Linked DNA regions of Homo sapiens: region 2 is linked to region 1. A link is a contact called in ENCODE Hi-C or POLR2A ChIA-PET data. All regions are on one chromosome and are shown on one strand. The core of a region is the stretch at or near the end of the contact, and the rest is flanking DNA. Distances in the headings are between cores, read along the strand shown.

Region 1 (3,664 bases), core at 137-2,636:
GGGCACGGTGGCTCACTCTTGTAATCCCAGCACTTTAGGAAGCCGAGGCGGGTGGATCACCTGAGGTCAGAAGTTCAATACCAGCCTGGCCAACATGGTGAAACCCGTCTCTACTAAAAGTACAAAAATTAGCCGGGCGTGGTGGCGGGCGCCCGTAATCCCGGCTACTCAGTAGGCTGAGGCATGAGAATTGCTTGAACCCGGGAGGCAGAGGTTGCAGCGAGCCGAGATCACGCCACTGCACTCCAGCCTGAGCGACAGAGCGCAATTCTCGTTTCTAAAAAAAAAAAAAAAGCACAAAGGCCTTGAATGACACCAGACAATGCCCGGGGAGATAGGATAGTGGGATGGGGGCAGCGGGAGCCTTGGTAGCGGAGTCCACGGTGGGATTCAGAGACCTGCAGAGCCAGGGCCGGGAGGGGCAGGGCAGAGGAAGGGCGTGCAGCGACGCTGGCATTCGGACGTGAGAAGGCGGAAGGTGCGGGAGGCCCCAGAGGATCTCGACCTGGACCCTGGAGCCCTGGGGCGGTGGCACATTCAGCGGCCGCTTTAGAGCGAGGGGGGCGGGGCGCGGAGCCAGGCTTAGGGGGACCAAGGTGGCCGGGGTAGTGGGGGCGACCCCGCGGGGCTGGGAGAGCCGCGGTGAGCCTAGGGGGCTGTGCGGGGGCCGCTCTGGACGCTGCAGCCAAGTGTCCCAGGAAAGCAGCGCCCAGGGCCCCACAGCTCCCTGTGCCCGGACCCAGCCCAGTCCCACTGCAGTGGGTGGCTGGAGGATGGCGAGTGTCCCGGGCACCCCTTGGGCCGGGTGAACGTGGTTGGGCACGGAGAGGGCGGGGCCCGTGGGCACGGGTGGGCCCAATGGGCCAGGGCTGGACCAATAACGAGAAAGGATGAATGGACAGGGGCTGAACTACAGAGAGAGGGCGGGACTATTGGGCGAGGGCTGGACCAATGGGCAGGGGCTAAACTAATAGACGAGGGCTGGACCAATGGCGCGGATGAGGCTGCTGCGTCGTCAAGGATGCAGAGCTTAAAGCAAGGCAGTGGCTTCCATGAGCCTAAACACCTTCCCTCCGCACGCTCGGTATCGCGACGGGGGAGAGCAAAACCTTTAAACAAATGCTCCAGTTTTCCCCGCAGAGAGCCGGAGTCAAATCCGTGAGGAAGCCCGGGGGTCGCAGTGAAGCCCAACCCACTGGTGCTGGGATAACCTCGCCCGCAACCCGGATCCAGGCCGCAGGTCCCCCGAGGCTCCGCCCCTGACGGCGACACTCAATCCCGGGTGTCCCCGCCCCCTTACTGAATTTTGGCCCCGCCTCCGCCCTCCGATTGGCCGGACGCCAGCTCTACGCCGCACGGGCAAGACGCGGAGGAGCGGCCCCAGCCAGAAGACAGGGCACCCGCGGCCTTGCTGCGCATGCTCGCGCTGTGACCCCGGCTTGAGGTAACAGCGCGAGCTGAGGCTGGGGCCCTTGGCGCGGAGGCTGAGGGACCCGCCGCGGCGCTGTCGCCGGAGAGGGAGGGCACCGCTGTCGTCGGTGAGGACGGGCCCTGGCGGGCGGGGAGGGTCCTGCGTCCTCGGCATGGACGAGTCCCCGGCCCGGCTCTCTCGGGGGTCCCGAGGGCTGCGGGTGCTGAGGAGGGGTCCGCGTCCTGGTGCTCAGGCCGCCTCCTGTGGGGTCTCCCGCGATTCCCTCTTTGCCTCTCGCCCCTCCTTCCCCACCCCCTCCAGTCCCTTGTCCAAAGCCTCAACACCCCCACACGAAGGAGGTCCGCACTCGCCCGCCGGTCCCTGGCCGTGTCCGCCGCGCCCAGCGCTGCCTTCCCGGCACCCCCCAACCCCCGCCGGCCTCGTCCCACGGTTGCAGCTCGGGAGGTCCCTGCAGGGACGGCAGCGAGTTGGAGGCGTGAGATACTGGGGCGGGGGAGACACTCGGGGCCTCAGGGTGTGGGTATTCTTGAGAGAGGAGAGAGCCGGGGAGCTGGGACCATTTGGGCGCAGCCCAGCCCGCGTTTGATGCCAATTGCATTGGGTAAAGGAGTGAAATAAAGATTCTGAGCCCTGGTGATTAGGGGAAGGAGCTGCCATGGCTGAAATTGCCATGGTGGGGAAGCTCCGCGCTGCACACCTTAGAGTAGCAGTTCTTGGCCTTCTTGGGGCAGGGGTCACTGCCGGTTTTTTAAATCTCCCTGTGAGGACGTGTACTGCACACCTTAGTGTCCCGTCATCCTGTCGGGGTCAATAACAGCCCCGCTGTGGACTGCGTGGAGCAGTAATTATTGGGGAGCAGCTGTCCATATCGTCTGGGAACTTTTGCGATGACTTCACCCTTGCCTGTCATCTATTAACAGCCCCTGATAAATTCACCACTATTTCCGTTACGCAGATGAAACCTGCTGGGAGGGTAAGGGATTTGTCCTCGCGGCTGAGGATGCCGGTGCTGGTGGACATTAGTGATGTTTCTCCCCCGTGCGTATGAAGATGATTCTGTGGGTCCACCATGAGGCACCAGGCAGGGGTCCTGTCGTCCAGAACATCGTCAGTGAGGGATTGAACCTTGTATTAGTTTCCTGTTGCTGTCCTAACAAATAAGGTGGCTTAAAGCAACACAGGCCGGGCGCGGTGGTTCACGCCTGTAATCCTAGCACTTTGGGAGGCCGAGGCAGGCAGATCACAAGGTCAGGAGATAGAGACCATTCTGACTAACATGGTGAAACCCCGTCTCTACTAAAAAAAAAAAAAAAAAAATACAAAAATTAGTCGGGGCCGGCGCGGTGGCTCACGCCTGTAATCCCAGCACTTTGGGAGGCCAAGGAGGGTGGATCACCTGAGGTCGGGAGTTCGAGACCAGCCTGACCAACATGGAGAAACCCCGTCTCAACTAAAAATACAAAATTAGCCGGGTGTGGTGGTGCACGCTTGTAATCCCAGCTACTTGGGAGGCTGAGACAGGAGAAAGGCTTGAACCCGGGAGGCAGAGGTTGCAGTGACCCAAGGTCGCGCCACTGCACTCCAGCCTGGCCGACAAGAGCGATACTCCGTCTAAAAAACAAAAACAAAAAAAAAACTCCGGGTGATTCTTAGGGATAGTGACATTGGGGAACTGCTGTTCATATGTTCATAGACTCAATTTACCTTTTTCTGAATATTTAACAACTTTATTGAGATAATTCACATACCGTGCAATTTACCCATTTAAAGTGTACATTTCGGCCGGGCGCGGTGGCTCACGCCTGTTATCCCAGCACTTTGGGAGGCCAAGGAGGGCGGATCACGAGGTCAGGAGATCGAGACCATCCTGGCTAACACGGTGAAACCCCGTCTCTACTAAAAATACAAAAAATTAGCCAGGCGTGGTGGCAGGCGCCTGTAGTCCCAGCTACTCCGGAGGCTGAGGCAGGAGAATGGCGTGAACCCGGGAGGCGGAGCTTGCAGTGAGATCACGCCACTGCACTCCAGCCTGGGCGACAGAGCGAGACTCCGTCTCAAAAAAACAAAACAAAACAAAAAAAAAAATATACAGTTCAGTGGCTTTAGTGTGATCACAAAGTTGTGCAACCCTCATGAAAATTCCTTTTAGGACATTTTCATCACCCCATAAAGCACATACCCACTAGTAGTCAATTCTCATTCTCCCCTTCCCCACCCCAATCCCGAGATAAC
Region 2 (3,588 bases), core at 497-2,996, 1.7 Mb after region 1:
TGCGGTTTTGCAAGTTTTGCCACATCCAGCCCCTGACACAAACAGGGCTGATGAGGGCTGTGGAGACCAGGAGGGAAGCAGGGAGCTTCCTCCGGGTGGGGCTGCCTTGGGGCACAGGGGGCAGTAAGCTGGCCAACAGAAGCTGACTCATGCCCCCCAACCCCACCATACAGATGTGGAAACTAAGGCCAGAGGGACAGAGCAGCCTCCCACGTCCTGGGGTGAACACCACACAGGATCAGTGGCCTCCGCGACGGCTGGTAGGAGGGAAGTAGGCAAGGAGAGAGGGATGTACTCATCTGGATGGGATGGCCACTGCCTTCCCAGACTGTCCCAAGCTTGGGACATTCTGATCCCCCTGCAGTCCCCAGGAAGCGGAGCCTCAGAGTCCTCTGGCTTCTAGTCCCTCCTGCAGGCCCTGGGATGGCTCCTCATGGAGAAACCAGGTTCCCAGTCCCCGGCTGGGCACAGATGGTACCGGGATGGCTGAGGCCATGACCCTACCCCTGTGAGGGGCACAGCTCAAAGGGCTCTGGCCTCATCCCCTGATACCAACCACCATGGGGTTAATCCTGGGGTCGGTGAATTAGGGAAAGCCAGGTAGCCTCTGGGCAGCACAAGCCAGGAGCACTACTGTCCTATGGGTTAGGAGAGGCCCGGGGGAGTGGGTGCCAGACCGGGGCAGCATCACCTCCTACCCAGCTAGCCCGAAAGCTGGTGAACCGTGTGCACCCTCCCCATTGCACCGGTAAAGGGACAGATGCCCCTGCCAGCCCCAGGAGAGCACCTAGTCGCGCACACGGAGTCCCCAGGCACACCTCTGAAGGGGATACACGCTCATCCCTGTGGTGTAGTGTGGGGCTCCGACACGCCACCCCTACACTCCAGGCCGTGTACACACATCACACCGTGCCGGGCACGGGCGGCATCTGCACACCCGCCACATGTGTACGCGTTGATCACACACCAAACGCACCAGGGGGCTGCGCGTTCACACGCGCGCCAACGTGCCCGCAGGTCCGCCACCTCCCCGGTGCCCGGCCGACGCCGTGGCGCGGTGCGTGCGTAAACACAAATGCACATGGACGTGTGCGCACGCCGCCGACCGCCCACCAGGCACGCGGACCCTCGGACCACTCGCCCGGAGCGGCTCCGCCCTCCGGCCCAGCTCTGCCGAGGCCTGGGGCGTCCTCCTTCCGGCCGCCCGCCCGACTGTCCGTCTGCACCGCGGGGCCGCCCGGCCCTCGGCCGTTACCCGGACAAAAGGGGTGGGGGGGGTCCCCGTCTCGATCCCGGGGGACTCGCGGCCCCGCGGGGGCGGCGTATCCCCGACCGGTGGCCCGGTTCCCACCTCCGCCCGCCGCGAGCCCTTGGGATCCGGACGCCGGGCACCGCCGTCGGGAAAGCGGGTCGGGTCTGCGGCCCGGAGGGGGCGCACAGCCGGCACGCGTCCACGCCGTCCGCCCCCGCCCGGCGGCCACGCGGGACACACTCCGCCCGTGGCCCCGGCCCTCGCCCGGCTCCGGCGCCGCGCACCTCGAACTGCCAGTGGGCCGCCTGCAGCAGTTGCTTCGCCTGGTCGGCCGCGCAGCCCGCCGTCAGCACGAACTGGTTGATCATGACCTGGTGCTTGAGCTCGTCCATGTTCACGGACATGGCGCCGCCGCGCTGCCCGCTCCGGCCTCCCTCCTCCGCCCGCGCCTCCGCCTCACGCGTCCACCATTAGCGAGCCGGCTCCGGCTAATACAAATATTTACTGTGCGGCTCTGACTCACCGCGCCTCGCCTCGCTCCGCCGGCGCCGCGGCATGCTGGGATATGTAGTCCCCACGGTGCGCCGGGCGCCCCGGGGGAGCGGGGCCGGCACCCTAGGGGACGCGAAGCCCGGGAAGGGGCGTGTCTGAGCACCGAGCGCCCGCTGTGCGGATGTCCGGGCCGTAACCCGAGCCGGGCGCGTCCACGTCGTCCTCGTTGCTCTCGGTGGCACCCGTGCCCCTGCTCTGGCACGGATGGGGGTCCGCTGGCGGGGGCCACGTCTGTGCATGGGCGCAAATGCCTGACCACAGGATCTTGGCCAAGGCCTGGGGACCGTGTCTGAACTGTGAGCGCCTACTGTGTGTGGATGCCCGGGCCGTGACCAGGGTTGGGGGAGTCCACGTCGCCCTCGTTGCTCTGGGTGGCACCCGGCCCCTGCTCTGGCACGGATGGAGGTCCGCAGGCGGGGGCCTCAGGTTCGTGCATAGGCGTTTTTGCCAAGGCCCAGGAACGGTGTCTGAAAACTGAGTGCCTAATGTGTGCAGGCGCCTGAGCTGGGACCAGAGCCAGTCACGTCCACGTCGCCCTCGTTGCTCTCGGTGGCACCCACGCCCCTGCTCTGGCGGGAATTAGGAGCCCAGAGGCCGGGGCCACAGATCTGTGCATGGGCGCAAACGCCAGGCCACAGACGTCTTTGCCATGCCCCGGGGACTGTGACTGAACGCTAAGTGCCTACTGTGCGCAGCTGTCCAGACCGTGACCAGAGCCAGGCACGTCCATGTCGCCCTCATTGCTCTCGGTGGCACCCGTGCCCCTGCTCTGGCACGAATTGGGGTCCCAAGGTGGGGCATACAGATCTGTGCATGGGCGCAAACGCCGGGCCACAGGCGTCTTTGCTAAGACCTAGGGACCCTGAACCCCTCTGTGATTGGCATCGCTCTGTGTTAAATAGTAGGCACGCCCTTAAGAGAGGGGTCTCTAGGAATTTTGGCCCAAATCGGCTGGTCTAGGCTGAAAGGCCCGGCACACTGTAGGCGCCGACAAATACTCGTTCAGTGAATGAATGAATGAGCCACTTAAAAGCTCCGCCGCACGTCACCGCCTATAGCTAGCCTCCTAGCTCTCCTCACTCAATCTCTCATCGCCCACTCGTGGCATGGGTCCTTCCTAGCCTGGCTCTGGGCCTGCCCCACTGTAGCCCCATGACCCTCTGGACGGCGCCTGGGACAGGCTGGCGGGGCCAGCAGCCTCTGGTGCTTCGGGGTCCCCCTCCCAGCAGTTCTCCCGCTTTCCCACGCAAAATCTCGTGCTCTTTGCCGGAAATCTCGGCCCTTAGCGGGCGGGCGCCAAGGCCCGGCAGAGCCAGTTCCGGAGCGGCCCCAAACTCCCTTTCCCAGAATGCCTCGGTTTATTTGCATCGTTTGGTCCCGGTGACGTCAGCTGAGTGAGGTCGTGCCTCGACCAATGGACAGCCTCGGGGTGTTAGGACCTGGCCATATAAGGTAAACAAAGCTGGTCGCCCAATGAAGAGGCGGCGGGGGCGGGCGCTGGGCCGGGGAGGCCGGGGGCGGAGCCGGGGGCGGGGCGACCGGGCGGTGTTTACAGACCGGCACATGGCGCTTCCGGTTGACGTTGCTGACAGCTAGTGAGGCTTTAGCCCGCTTCGAGCGCCCGGGGGCGGTAAGGCGCGATCATAGCAGCTCTAGGTGACCTTGGTCCGGCTCCTTGCGCCCCCTGGCCCCAGCCTCCTTCGTTGAGACACTATTTGTTGAGTCTTTCCTCTTTTCCTGGCCCTGACCTAGCGTGGGGCGACAGAAGAGCAATAGCCGGGTGG

What was found. A loop is a pair of places that touch in the nucleus more often than their neighbours do. ChIA-PET counts read pairs that join two places held with the same protein, here RNA polymerase II (POLR2A). Pooled maps may share reads with other maps.
Region 2: a map of naive thymus-derived CD4-positive, alpha-beta T cell shows a loop between it and region 1 (20-fold over the local background). The contact joins the promoter of UBALD1 here to the promoter of FLYWCH2 in region 1. A Hi-C loop is called at or near these places in 1 of 168 maps with a recorded cell type or tissue (naive thymus-derived CD4-positive, alpha-beta T cell) and 6 of 50 pooled maps. POLR2A ChIA-PET finds 5 or more read pairs at or near these places in 1 of 52 experiments (B cell).

The regions. Positions count from the first base shown.
Region 1 is chr16:2,881,829-2,885,492 of GRCh38, forward strand. FLYWCH2 (FLYWCH family member 2) reads left to right here and starts at 1,387. Exons shown (of 4, transcript NM_138439.3): 1 at 1,387-1,538. RefSeq lists an enhancer at 304-804 and silencers at 533-1,002, 1,503-1,672, 1,763-1,822.
Region 2 is chr16:4,613,142-4,616,729 of GRCh38, forward strand. It overlaps UBALD1 (UBA like domain containing 1), which reads right to left and starts at 1,747. Exons shown (of 3, transcript NM_145253.3): 1 at 1,537-1,747. The coding sequence starts at 1,656. RefSeq lists silencers at 928-1,097, 1,178-1,287, 1,328-1,427, 1,768-2,007, 3,251-3,480 and enhancers at 1,959-2,531, 2,532-3,103, 2,941-3,200.